4 separate regions of the Homo sapiens genome follow, and all the other regions are linked to region 1. Evidence: chromatin contacts called from ENCODE Hi-C or POLR2A ChIA-PET data. All regions are on one chromosome and are shown on one strand. The core of a region is the stretch at or near the end of the contact, and the rest is flanking DNA. Distances in the headings are between cores, read along the strand shown. Region 1 holds the start of SAMD9L (sterile alpha motif domain containing 9 like). Region 2 overlaps CDK6 (cyclin dependent kinase 6). Region 3 holds the start of CDK6-AS1 (CDK6 antisense RNA 1). Region 4 overlaps CDK6 (cyclin dependent kinase 6).

Region 1 (3,155 bases), core at 441-2,940:
CTAATTTTATTGCTCATAGCTGTTGAATACCAAATCTCAATCAGCAATTTTAAAGACGGAGCCGTCAATGCTTTTTGTTCCCAATGTTTCAAGAGCAGACACATGGAAATCAGGAGGCACATAGGAAAAGAGTAAGTTAAAATCCCTAAGACCATTTAGATAAAGTCTCCCGAAAATGACAGTGAAACACAGACAGCAACCAAGAAATTGATTTATGCAGCAAGGAGGACAAGGCAGATTAATACAAAGTGCATAGCCTGCAGTGCCAAACCCTTTTTTAGCAGAGAGGGACTTTACTGAGAGGGCCCTCTAACCCCCTAAATCTTAGAAGGAACTCTAAACCTTTTAAGTTGGTCCTCTAATCCGAGGTCAGTCAAGCATCTTTGCCTTTTATTAACAGGGGTCTCTAATTCACCCTGTCTTCGGAGAGACTCTAATTCCCCTAAGTTGGGCCTCTAACCCAATCCCATTCTTTACCCGGGTACCCCACCACTTACCCAAAGTCATCCAATCAGTGCTATAGTCCATTTCCTTTGGGTTGGTGGGGAGGTTCTTCAGTATCGGTCCCTCATGGTTGCCAGAAATGTTACAGGACCAGGGTTCCAATCCAGACCCCTAGAGAGGGTTCTTGGAGCTCATGCAAGAAAGAATTCAGGGCGAGTCCACAGTGCAAAGTAAAAGCAAGTTTATTAAGAAAGTACAGTGGTAAAAGGACAGCTACTCCACAGACAGAGTAGGACGTTCCCGAAAGTAAGAGGAGGAACACATCCACCCTAGGTACAATGCTTGTATATATGGAGAGATGTGTTTTGCTACAAGGGTTTCTGATAAAGAATTAATTTTCTTAATTAGTGTATTTTGCAAGAATCAATATTATTTTCTTTAAAGCAAAATTAAGAATGCCTCTGTTCTCCAGATATTGGGATATCTGGACACTCCCAAGTCACGGTCTGCTTAGTAAATATTATTAATTTGCTCCCTTAATCATAAACATCTAGAGGCTAGGAATGCCTACCTTTCTGAGAAGGCAGCCCAGCAAGTCTCAGCCTCATTTTCGTAGCCCTCATTCAAAATGGAGTCACTCTGGTTCGAATGTCTCTGACATTATCAGGGTTGGTTTCTTCTGATGTCTCTCTCCTTGGCTTGTAGATGGCCATCTTTTCTTTGTGTCTTCACATGGTCTTCCCTCTGTATGTGTCTGTGTCCCAATCTCGTCTTCTTACAAGGACACAGTCAGATTCAATTACAGACACTCTAATGACCTCATTTTAACTTAATTATCTCCTGAAAGACCTTATCTCCAAATACAGTTACATTTGGAGGGAGTGAGGATTAGGACTTTAACATATGAATGTTTGGGGGACACAATTCAACCAGTAACAGGAACTTAGATTGCACTGACATATTAATTTTCTCCCTGGTATTTCCATTCTCTTTGTCCTGTAGGTAGTTTTTTGGGTCACTGGGTTTTTTTGTTTGTTTGTTTGTTGTTTCCTTATTCCTTAACTCTTATAACTTAAAAATCTGCCTGGTAAACAGTTTCTAAGCAGTGATTCAAATTTATTGATATTTTTGGTAATGTTATTGATTAAAAAACATTTCAGATCCTTCTAAACTCAAGAAAAAAGAATGTTCTAAAGCAAAACTGAAACTGTCTATACTTCAACTTCCTCCTGCTTCTCAACTGGCACTCTGACACACCCTCAGAAAGTCAGAGTACTGGGAGAACAGAAGACTTCACAATTTAATGCCTCAGTTTTTAAAAAAGGATCCTTACACTTCATGTCTCCTAGCCATCAGAAGAGGAATGAGACAGCAAAAGTTCAAATGGCCTGTTTCAAGTTTCTGATATAAAACGATGACATTTTCAGGAAAATCCTGGTAAGTAAACTGAATCATTAAACCTTTATTTGTTATGCTTTTGAGGCGACAGCTATTTTTTAAAACTTCAGCTGTACTTTTTATATAAATATATGTTTGTACATAAACGATTACTTATAAAAATACTAGAGTAATTAGAAAAATCAATGGATTAAATACATGTCAGTATATTTAACTGATAATAACTTTGTAAGTGCTCTTCTAAAAAGAAACATACCATTAAGTGTAATTAGGATAGTGGGAGGGTTTCTGATTGTGGCAGGCAGGCTTTGGAAAAGAGGATAGAGAAACGATGCAAACAGGGTCAGGAATTTAAGCACTGAAGATTCTAAAGGAACGTGTGATCTTGTGTAATTACACAAAATTCTGTCTTCATAACGTAAGATGTTATTAAAACTTTTACATTTTATCAAAGTTAATACTCTGCAGAGGCTAAATATTATTCTATTAAAGTATTTCATTCACATACATCTTATCCAGCAATCTGGTTGAAAACTAAGAAAAAAAATGCAAAGTGTTCTTCAGGAAAACGAAACTAACTTGCTTGTGTGGCTTCTGTCTGCCAGACTATGCAAGGAGGGTGTGGGTAGCTCTCCTGGGCTACAGCCAGATTCTGAAGTGTGTTTCCCCTACATCAGTTCTAAGAATCCTGCAGAGCAGAACACCTCCCTAGGGCATGGATATCAGCGGTGTTGCTGAGGGTCTCTCAAAGATGGGGTGGGCTTGTCCCTGAGAGTTTGCTGACTTGGAAATTCTTGCTGAGCATCAAAGAGAGAAAACTGAAGTGTTGAGGATGCCAACCTGCAACTCCTTTGTCAATAACCAACGTTGCTAAAGATAATATTTGTCTTCACAATTGTTTCAAAACAGGACACTGAGGGCCCCTAGAAAGCCAAGACTTAAGTCAAGGCAATCACAAAATTTGTCCACACTAATCATGGTCATTTTGATTGTTACTTAGTTCCAACAGCATACATCCAGATGCTCTTAAAATTGTACTGGCTAAAACGAAAGAAAAAATCTGGAGTCTGTTTTTTCCATCTTTAGCATTTCCAGAGAGAGACTGGCTGGTTAAATTTCTGAAAGAGGACACCAGCTAAAAGAAGGTATTGCATCTCACCCGAGCAGACTGTGTCTGTGGAAAGTGTAAGCCCCTTGCCAGAAGAGCAGCTTCCCAGCAAAGGCAGAGGGTGAAAACAGCAAAGGTCTTAAGACACTGGGGACCTAGAGTCAAAAGGGACCTCCTCCAGGGAAAACGCTGTGTGAGAAATGGC
Region 2 (3,366 bases), core at 445-2,944, 470 kb after region 1:
AAGTAGAAATTCAACCATTCAAAGATAGCCATAAATAACCTGACCATATGGACATCTTAAAACACTTTTCTAAATTAAAGATAAATTACATAGTATTTAAAGATGAGCAAAAATGAGAAAAGTTTATCTACAAATATGTAGTTAGCATTTTATTATTAATTAAAATGGAAAAGAAATGAGCTAAATTTTAACTCAAAAAAAAACTCAACAACAACAAAGAAATTAGGAGAAAATTTTAAAAGATAAAAATAGAAATCAACAAATTATAAAATAAAACAATAATCCTCCCAAAATGGAAATAAAATTATGTCAGTTTTTTTATATAAATAATATGGCTAAACTTCTGACAAACCTGACAGATATAAAGAGAAAACAAAAATTTACAACATTAAGAAAAAGAAAATCAGTATAACCAAGGAAACAGATGAAATTAAAATGATTATAAGAAATACTATGTTCAAATTTAAGTCAATACATTTTTAAATCTAGATTAAGAATGTTCGTAGGAAAATCCTTTATCATTACGAAAATTGGCTTCTAAAGAGGTTGAAAGCTGAGCAGACTAATTACCAAGAAGAAATTCAAAAGACCGTTAAGACACACTGCTAACAAAGATCCAGACAGCTCTATGAGCGAGATTGTTTGACCCTCAAGAAACTGATTATTCTTCTGTTGTTTGTACTATTCCAGAATATAATAAAGATTGGAAGCTTGAATATCCCTGATAACAAAACATGAAAAATTAACACAAAAAAGAAAACTACAGATCAGCCTCATTTATGAATATAAGTCAATATCCTGAATAGATACTAGCAAATAGAATTTCAGAGTGTCTTAAAAGAATAATACACAATCAGAAATGATTTATTCCAAGAAGGCAAGGATGCTACAATATTGGGAAATCTGTTAATGTAACTAATACGTCATTAATAAAACAAAGGCAAATGATTATATGGTCATTATTAATAGACATTTTAAAAAGCATTTGATAAAAATTCATTCTACATTTTGAGTGGTAACTAAATTTTAAAAGGAATAGAGGGAATTTCCCTAACATATCAATATTGTTATTATGATTTTGACTGTCTATACATTTATTTATCATAATAGGTATAACTGACTGAAGTATTGAAAATGAAGACAGTCAGCCTTACTAAAGTTTTTTAGGATGGGTAATCAATCAGAAACCAGTTTCTTGCTGAGCACAGTGGCTCACACCTGTAATCCCAGCATTTTGGGAGGCTGAGGTGGGCAGATCACCTGAGGCCAGGAGTTCATGACCAGCCTGGCCAACATGGTGAAACCCTATCTCTACAAAAAATACAAAAATATTAGCCAGGTGTGGTGGCGTGTGCCTGTAGTCCCAGCTACCTGGGAGGCTGAGACACGAGACTCGCTTCAGCCTGGAAGGTGGACATTGCAGTGAGCCAAGATCGCACCATTGCATTCCAGTCTGGGCAACAGAGCAAGACCCTGTCTAAAAAGAAAAAAGAAAGAAATAATATTTTCCTTAGAACAGCTTAAAATAAGGCTGTATTCAGATTAAACTTTTCTTTTTATGTTGCTAGACTTTATTTTGAATTGAGGTAGAAAGATAAGTGTGTGCCTTCATGATATCTGTGTATTTCTGTCAACCACTCAAGTGGAACCTTACAGACAGTTTGCACCTGCAGTTTTGTTTACAGTGTGTCAGGGAAGCAAAGAAGTGTTCCTCCAGCTAGAAATATTAATAAAGCAGAAACAAGTAATGTAACTAAAACTAGACCCCAGTATTGGACACTCTTCTTAGCAAAAACAATACCTTCCCTTTTGGAAATGACTGGTCATTGAATTTTGCCCAGTTATCTTTCTAGGAATGATTGCCTTAAAAGGATTAATTTGATAGGTGTATAAGCCCTTATTGTTGTGTTTACAGTACTGTGATAGGCATTTACAGATATAAACATAGATTAAGGCAGGGCCATGTCCTCAGGAACAAACCATATTATGAGCTATGTTACAAGGTATGATTTTCAGATAGCAGCTGGTGCTGCAACAGGGTGGTGCTGGCATCTAGGCTAGGCCTTGTAGAATAGGTGAAATTTACATATGTGGAGAGGAGAAAGAAGAGTTGCCCAGGCTAGGAAAATGATATAAACAAAAGCATGGAGACAAGAGCGATGGGATATGCTTGCATAATCTAGTGGTGTTCAAACATAGCCAAGGGTGAGGATTAGTTGAAGAACTCAAAAAAAAAAAAAAAGAAGAAAGGGGGAGGCGCAGTGGCTCATGCCTGTAATCTTATCACTTTGGGAGGCTGAGGCAGGCAGATTGCCTGAGCTCAGGAGTTCGAGACCAGCCTGAGCAACATGGTGAAACCCCGTCTCTACTAAAATACAAAAAAAATTAGCCGGGTGTGGTGGCGTGCGCCTGTAGTCCCAGCTACTCAGGAGGCTGAGGCAGGAGAATTGCTTGAACCCGGGAGGCGGAGGTTGCAGTGAGCTGAGATCATGCCACTGCACTCCAGCCTGGGCAACAGAGCAAGACTCCATCTCAAAAAGAAAAAAAAAAAGGAAGGAACAAAAGAGGAAAACTCCAACCCAAAAAGTTCAGCCCACAGAAAGTCTAATTCAGTGGCACAAGATAAGACCTATACACCTAAGTTTTTCTAAAACCCCATGGGGATTTTGATGAACAGGCAGGGTTAAAAACCAGTGGTGCAGTATAGATGTGACTAGGATATAAAGGCTATGGAAGTTCTATGGGAGGTGATGCATTGATGGAAAATACTCTGGGAGGTGATGCATTGATAGAAAGATATGTTGGGGCCAAATGGTAACTTGAGTAACATTGTTTCAGTATTGTCAGTTTTGTGTTTTGTTTTTTATTTCTATTATATCACAACCATCCCTCCATTAGATATCAACCAGTATTACTTAAACAAAACTTGACCCATGTGTGAATTCAAAGCAAAATATGTTAGATGAGATATAGAGGGGGAACCTGTCAAGAATCTTTTTCCAATTTGATGTTGCCATATAATCATCTAAAGACTTAAAACGGTCATTTTATTATCACTCATAATCTTGTCAGTTGACCGGACTCAGCTGGCAGTTCTGCTCTGTGTGACATTGTCTGGGACTGCAGTTATATGGGAGGTCAGTTGGCTTGAATGTCCAAGATGGCTCATTCGCAGGCTTTCAGCTGAGAGCTCAACTGGGGCTGTCAACCAGGGCATCTTCATGGGCTTCTCACAGCATGACAGCTGGGTTCCAAGAGGTAGCATCTCAAGAGAAAAGGCCTAGGCTCAGGCTTCTTATGACCTAACATTGGTAGTCTCAGACATTACGTCTACCATATTCTGTAGGTCAAGTAAGTCACTAAGGC
Region 3 (3,300 bases), core at 279-2,778, 310 kb after region 1:
AAGGCAAAAATTTGATTTACTGTGAGATTAGTAACATGGTTTTAAAGTCAAAAGATTTATAGAAGTAGTATTTCCAATTCAAACAGAATTTTGCCAGGTTTTAATTTTTCTACAAAGCACTTAAGTAAATAATTTTGTGAAAAGTTTTGCTTTAAGATGTTTTAAAGGGTTTCAAGTATTCTACAGATAGAGATTTTGGGGAGAACACCAAATTCTTTCCAAAAAGACAGCTATTTCAAGTTTTCTTTTACTCCATTGTAGAAAGTTTTAAAGACTTTTTTTTCTCCAAAATCTAATTTTCACCTGAAATAATTGTATTCAAGGGTTTCTCAGCAGGTAAAGTATACATTCTTACAAGGTTTCAAATTTCAGATTTCCAATAATGCATTTAAACTGAGCACTCCTCTTTTTGTGTATGTATCTACTATCTGCAGTTCTATTATTTACACTAAATTTTAGTCTTTTTAGCTCCTCTGAAATACGTTAGTGAACCCTCAGCAGTTACTAACCACTTAATAATTGTGAGCCCGCCAGCCCCTTCAAGTAGATCGTTAACCATAAGAGTGCCTGACAATTTCCAAACCATATCCTCTGTCTAAAAGGAAAAGATAGGGCTTTGTGAGGCAGAAAGGAAGCGAAGGAAAACAAAACAAATGTAGCTCATGCTGAAAGTGAAAAGTGCTTGGATAGATTAGTATTTTCTTTTCTGCAAGGCATCCTGCCAAACTTTTTCTTTATTTTTTTAAGAGAAGAGTTATTTTTTGGTCTGATTTTTCAGTTTCTTGGAAAGTATTGGTATTTACCACCCCCATTGGCCGCTCATAATTATTGTTGGTTGTTTTGTGTTTTTCCCATCCGTCCACGTCACACAGTGAGGATGCCCCCCGCTTCACCCTGTCAAAACCCCAACTCTGGGCGACCCTGGGTTTGGAAACTCCGCCGACTCCCGACGACACGTCCCACTCTCTCCCACTAATGCCGCTTATTTTAGTCGCAGGATCCCCCTACTACAGTTTCAGCGAAAGCCGGAAATTTTCATTTAACTCTCCCCCCCACCCCCACCCCCACCGCGCCCTTCTAGCCCCCGACTCGTAGAAGGGAGCTAGGGAGCCCGGAGCTCGGAGCACTGCCGGGACTCGGCCGCCTCATTTCTCTCCGGAAGGCTTTAATTTGCACACTTTCTTGCCACTGCGCCACGAGCCCCCAGCCCCGCCGGGGGGTGGGTCTCCGGCAGAGTTGGCTTCGCGGGTCCCTGCCCCCACCCCGCACGGTCGCCCCAGCTGCCTCCCCGGCTGGGGCCCCCAGCGCCGGCCGGAGCCCAGCGGCCCCCGTCCGCCCCCAGCGAGCGGCGCGGGCGGCGCCCTCCGCCGTCCCTCCGCCCTCCGCCGCTGTGCCCACCCCCTCGCCGGAGAGAGTGCTGGTAACTCCTTCCCCAGAGTCTGATTACCTGCTCCGCGAGGCCGCGGACACGTGCGGAGAGCCGACTGACACTCGCAGCCCCCTCGGGAGGCCCGACGCGACTGGGCCCCTCAGGTGAGGAGCTGTGCGCTCGGGTGGGTGGGCTGCGGGGTGGGGGGTCCCGGGGGAGATCTGGGGGATTGGCCGGGGTCCGAGGCAGAACTGTGGGTGGGGTAAGTGGAGGGTGGCGGGGGGTGGGGGGGACCTGTGTTTCCTTGGAATCGGCTTTGGTTAACCCCTTACGAACTGAGACGGGATTGGTTATGGGGGCCAGTTTTGGGGAGCTAGAGGATTCTCCTTATCTGATGAGAGGGGGAGATCCCAGCCTAGGGACACCCGCGACACCGAGATCCTGCTTCCACGTATCCGTACGCACACACACCCACACGGAACACGCCTCATACAGTTTCTCCAAACGGAACTGGAACTCTACTCGGACACTCACATAATAATTCACATTTAGGGTTTAAAATGCACTGCCTCTAGGGACTCCATGCTGGAGAATGTGCTTGCATTTCCCCCTCGAAAACTCCCTCTCCAGCTCGCTGAGGTGTGGGTGTGGGCTCCACCTTCCCCTCCACGAGATAAATGTTAACGCAGGCTTCCTGCGGGCGTGTTATACACAGAAAAGTGCACGCAGCCGGCCAGTGCCCAGGCTTGGAGCCCCGCGAAGACGCACGTTTGCTGTAGTTTCCAAGTTTACTTTTATAATTTAAAATATTGGAGTTAAACACACGCCCCGCAGTGAGCAGCCCTGGTCCCCGCAGCGCGCCCGTCCGTGTGCATATGGGCGCATCTGCGTGTGCGCACACGCGGGAGTCGCGGTCCCCGGTGTGGCCTCTTGTCGCTGTGCTGGTGGCGACCCTTGTGGTGCTTGGCAGGCTTCGGGAGAGGCGCATGAAGGATTTCATTGAGTGTGAAGACAGAGAGCAGAGACAGAAAGCAGAAGGAGGCGGCTGCAGCCTTTGTAGTCGCGGAGGAATGCGGAAATGTTGAAGCACTATGTCAAACTTTTTTTGAAATGGGGTCAAGTCACATTCAGCCAGCGTGGGAAAGCAACAACAACAACAAAAAAAAGTGGAGGAGAGGGGGGGAAAAGGCATTGCTGCTCCCGTTTCTCTCCGCCGAAGCCGACCGTCTGGGGGGCGAGTGGGGGGAGAGCCAGGGCAGTGCGGGGCCCGGCGGGGGCAGCAGGCGCAGTTCCCTGCGGGGGTGGGACGTCCCCGACGCTTCCTTCGCTGCGGAGCCCGGGGCTAGACTCGAGCGGGAGGGGGTTGGGGGGATGCAGGACAGGCGGGTTGGGCGGCCGGCGGCGGCTCCCCGGCTACCTGTGTGGCCCTCGACCTGGCTCAGACCCCCGGGCAGTCCCTGGGGGCTCTTTCCTCGGCTTTTAAGGAAAGTTCTGAATGTAGTGAGTGCCAGAAGCTCTGCTCTCGCCGCGGTCCGCTCCACCCGCTCATCGTGGGGGTCGCGCCGTTTGTTTAATTCCTGGCAAAAGGCGAGCGGGCCAGCGGTTGCGAGGCAGGTAATTCCGAGGTGCCCCGGGAATTCCGGACATGCGGCCGTCGTGGTGAAAGTCCTGCCGAGGCCGCGGCGGCCCTGGAGGAGGGAGGCCCCCTAGGTCCCAGATAGCTGCTGAATGGGGAGGGAAAGTTAGGGTACCCTACTCTGGCGCTTTGTTGTGCAGAGGGCTCCGGGGGCGTCCGGCTGCAGACTGGACCGGGCCTTTAGCCGGAGGGGGAATGGGGCAGCCACCTCTGCTACCTACAGCGGGGAGGTCCTGGGAATGGGAAAAGGTTCGCGAGTCCGGGCCCCGAGGACAGAGACCTTCTCTCTCACCCC
Region 4 (3,240 bases), core at 407-2,906, 430 kb after region 1:
AAATGAGGTCATTCTTTTTGGTACCTCAGTATCTTTGTATTTTTGGGGCCTTTATACAATCATTTAATGCTATTCATGAAGTTAGCATTTTTCCTTCAAATGCCTGTGCCAAACACACCTGTATAGTTTAGAGAAACATTCCTCTTTGTACCATAATGGAAGAGTGGGAGTATGTTCCCATCTTTTTAGTGACTTAATAAAATTCTCACTAAGTGAATTATATTCTCTTTCTCCAAGAATCTTTTTTTCCATATTACCTTCACTAATAAAAGATATACATGTTCTGAAAACACCCTTTATTCCATAGAAATTACAAAAAGACAACAAGTAAATGTTAAACATGAGAAGACTTTTATTCGACAGCTGTACAAAGTACAAAACTTAATTTTGGAAATTTTTTTTTAAATCTGTAACTGATAAGATTCCCAATATTGCTTTATTTGAGATCATTAACTTATTTAATACCAGAAGTATTACAAAAATTGCCAGGGAAAGCATCAGGAAGAATAGCTAATGAATACTGGACTTGATACCCAGGTGATGGGATGGTCTGTGTAGCTGACCACCATGGCACACGTTTACCTATGTAACAAACCTGTACATCCTGCACATGTACCCTGGAACTTAAAGTTGAAGAAAAAAAAATTACTTACATCCCCTTCCTGTGCCTCTGATGATATTCCTTCCTTACTCTGACCTCAGTGTTGATAGCATTTAGTAACACTAACGGAACCTCGTGGATTCAGAAACTTTGATAAGCCTAGGGGAGAAAATCAATGAAATGGAGTTGTGGCTTTCAGTCAACAAATAATTACTGATCACTTTCTATGTGCAGACGCTGTCAGTGAAGCTGAGGGATGATGGTGAATGGAAATGGACAAGGTCAGAGAGCTTACAAGCGAGATGGAGAGATAGATCTGAATCAGATAGTCACACAAAGAAATGTCTAGTTAGAAACAGAGATAAATGCAATAAAGGAAAGGGATATGGTTTTATGAGGCCATATGATAAGGCTCAAGAACCTGCCTAGGCTAAGGGCCAGGGAAGCCCTCCCTCCTTACCCAGGTCAAAATGTGGGATGCTTAAAGAGGTCACCAGCATCCTCCTGTTGAACGCGCCTGGATGTGGGCCCTGTGAATGTGCGCGTCATGCAATTCGTGCTTGGGGTGTGTGTGTGTGTTTGGAATAACTCATTCCACGGCACCCAGTTGGCACCACCAAGTGACAAAGTGAAGCAGGACCAGAGATCGGAGAACAATGTCATCTTTTACAGGAGAAAATAAATTGTTTATGCTTGTTTCCTCTTCGTGCGTGTTGTATTTACTATGGAGACCTGGCAGGGTTTGTGCCTCGGCTTGGGCAGCCGAGTAGCTCCCACAGAAGCCTCCAAAAGCTGCCAGTGCATACTGAATAAATCAAACCAAGAACATTACATGAGTATAATGGAAAAAACCCAAAGCCCCGTCGCCTCGGCACCTCAGCGAAAGTGCAGGACACACCTCTGAAGCAGGAAGGGCTCCTGTGACTCCTTCCCCTCTCAACATCTTGCCATGACACAACCAGGTCTGTTTTGTTAAAACATCCAGTTGCCAGTACATATTTCATAGTTAACAATGGAGGGTTTGTGCCGGTTTCGTTTTCACTTTCACCAGTGAGGGAAGTGGAACACAATGGGGGCAGTGCACAGAGCTGGGAACAGGACACGTTTTCTTTAGGATTCCCAGGGCTGGGTACATGGAAAATGCCAGAGCCAAAACAAACATGAAAACCCATCCAGATTCTCCACTGCGCGTTCTCAGTGGTAATAAAACACATTTGAGTTACCATCTGATAGGTTAGCTCTGCCTCCACGGTGAAGGCAAATATCGATGACCACTGTGAGAATTTCTGCCATGTAGAAAGAGAATGTATTCCATACTGCACAGAAAGCTGCTGTTGGTGCATGTGCATGCATGTGGCTATCTAATTGCACCAAGTGGATTTGCGAAGTGAATCAAATGACTGATTCCCTTGTTTATAAAAGATAGTCATTCATTTGACTCACCTAATTCTAGCTCCTTCATAAGTGGTCACTGTTGCGAATTAGTTCTGGACAAAAACAGTTCAACTGTAATGCTACTGCCTGGAGGATGTTTTACTCGGAGAAAGAGCCAGAAGTTCCTTGCTTTTTTCCTACATTTGTTCAGCCAGCATCTATCAGGGTATGATACAGAGAATCTGGTTGTCTGTCTTTCTTTCTTTCTTTTTCTTTTCTTTCTTTCTTTTTCTTTTCTTTTCTTTCTTTTCTTTCTTTCTTTCTTTTTCTTTCTTTCTTCTTTCCTTTCCCTTCCTTTCTTCCTTCCCTCCCTCCCTCCCTTCCTTCCTTCCTTCCTTTTTCCTTTCCTTTCCCCTTCTCCTTCCCCTTTCCCTTTCCTTTCCCCTTTCCTTTCCTTGACCAGGTCTTGCTGTGTCGTCCAGGCTAGAGTGCAATGGCACAGTCATAGCTTAGTGCAGGCTCCAACTCCTGGGCTCAAGCCATCCTCCTGCCTCAGCCTCCCAAGTAGTAGGACTACAGGTTCACACCACCACGCCCAGCTACGTTCTTTTTTTTTTTAAGAGATGGGGGTCTCATTATGTTGCCCAGGCTGATCTCAAATTCCTCAAGCAATCCTCTTGTCTCAGCCTCCCAAAGTGCTGAGATTACAGACATGAGCTACCATGCCTGGGCCTGTTTTTCATACGGACACCCTATATGATGCCATTCAAAATCTCAAAAGCCTGAGGCCAAACTGGATATAAAGACTAAGCATTGTCTTAAGATTAATGAGACCATATGCTTCAGAAAGTTTTTCAAGTAAAGGGCTTCTCAGGGATCCAGAAGATGAAAAAACATTTTGCCTCCTACATTTAACATTTTTGGGAATATGCCTCTGTGCTAGTTTAGGGGCTTCTCTGAAGAGTTCTATTTAATGAGATAATTCCATCTCCCCTAAATTTGCTTAACTCAACGCAAGTGTTATATTCATACTCATAGGAGTATGAGACATGGTCCTTGGAATTGAATATAAAGCAACATTTCAATAATTTGGATTTTTGTGTCCTCTTTAATTCTTTGGACACGTGAGCTGCTTGTATTTTAGAGCTGTCACTGCTTCCTTTTAAGGAAAGGAGAGGTGGCAATATTTTGCTTAGGCTTTGATAATATCATAGTGTAAGTTTCTGAGTCAAGATAATGTTTCTCAAATTCTGTAACATTGGCCA

Evidence for each region. A loop is a pair of places that touch in the nucleus more often than their neighbours do. ChIA-PET counts read pairs that join two places held with the same protein, here RNA polymerase II (POLR2A). Pooled maps may share reads with other maps.
Region 2: a pooled map shows a loop between it and region 1 (2.4-fold over the local background). The contact joins the enhancer-like site here to the promoter of SAMD9L in region 1. A Hi-C loop is called at or near these places in 3 of 50 pooled maps. POLR2A ChIA-PET finds 5 or more read pairs at or near these places in 2 of 52 experiments (AG04450 and GM10248).
Region 3: a loop to region 1 is called in a map of naive thymus-derived CD4-positive, alpha-beta T cell, with 4 times the contacts of the local background. The contact joins the promoter of CDK6-AS1 here to the promoter of SAMD9L in region 1. A Hi-C loop is called at or near these places in 2 of 168 maps with a recorded cell type or tissue (both naive thymus-derived CD4-positive, alpha-beta T cell), 6 of 37 single-sample maps with no recorded cell type and 14 of 50 pooled maps. POLR2A ChIA-PET finds 5 or more read pairs at or near these places in 1 of 52 experiments (naive thymus-derived CD4-positive, alpha-beta T cell).
Region 4: a loop to region 1 is called in a pooled map, with 5 times the contacts of the local background. The contact joins the enhancer-like site here to the promoter of SAMD9L in region 1. A Hi-C loop is called at or near these places in 1 of 37 single-sample maps with no recorded cell type and 5 of 50 pooled maps. POLR2A ChIA-PET finds 5 or more read pairs at or near these places in 2 of 52 experiments (Caco-2 and activated T-cell).

The regions. Positions count from the first base shown.
Region 1 is chr7:93,146,920-93,150,074 of GRCh38, reverse strand. SAMD9L (sterile alpha motif domain containing 9 like) reads left to right here and starts at 1,690. Exons shown (of 5, transcript NM_152703.5): 1 at 1,690-1,881; 2 at 2,929-3,155. RefSeq lists an enhancer at 2,391-2,490.
Region 2 is chr7:92,672,964-92,676,329 of GRCh38, reverse strand. All of the region lies in intron 4 of CDK6 (cyclin dependent kinase 6), which reads left to right. Among named protein-coding and RNA genes, the nearest start is that of FAM133B, 84 kb to the right of the region's middle. Within about 2 kb of position 1,694, at least 2 of the 41 ENCODE cell types and tissues checked have a DNase peak (open chromatin) inside an H3K27ac peak, as active enhancers do.
Region 3 is chr7:92,834,711-92,838,010 of GRCh38, reverse strand. It overlaps CDK6-AS1 (CDK6 antisense RNA 1), which reads right to left and starts at 1,528. Exons shown (of 2, transcript NR_110088.1): 1 at 1,448-1,528. It overlaps CDK6 (cyclin dependent kinase 6), which reads left to right and starts at 1,438. Exons shown (of 8, transcript NM_001145306.2): 1 at 1,438-1,533. RefSeq lists silencers at 1,136-1,495, 2,606-2,855 and an enhancer at 1,946-2,025.
Region 4 is chr7:92,716,532-92,719,771 of GRCh38, reverse strand. The region is part of intron 4 of CDK6 (cyclin dependent kinase 6); the gene reads left to right. Among named protein-coding and RNA genes, the nearest start is that of CDK6-AS1, 120 kb to the left of the region's middle. RefSeq lists enhancers at 1,525-1,824, 1,845-1,894. Within about 2 kb of position 1,656, at least 30 of the 41 ENCODE cell types and tissues checked have a DNase peak (open chromatin) inside an H3K27ac peak, as active enhancers do.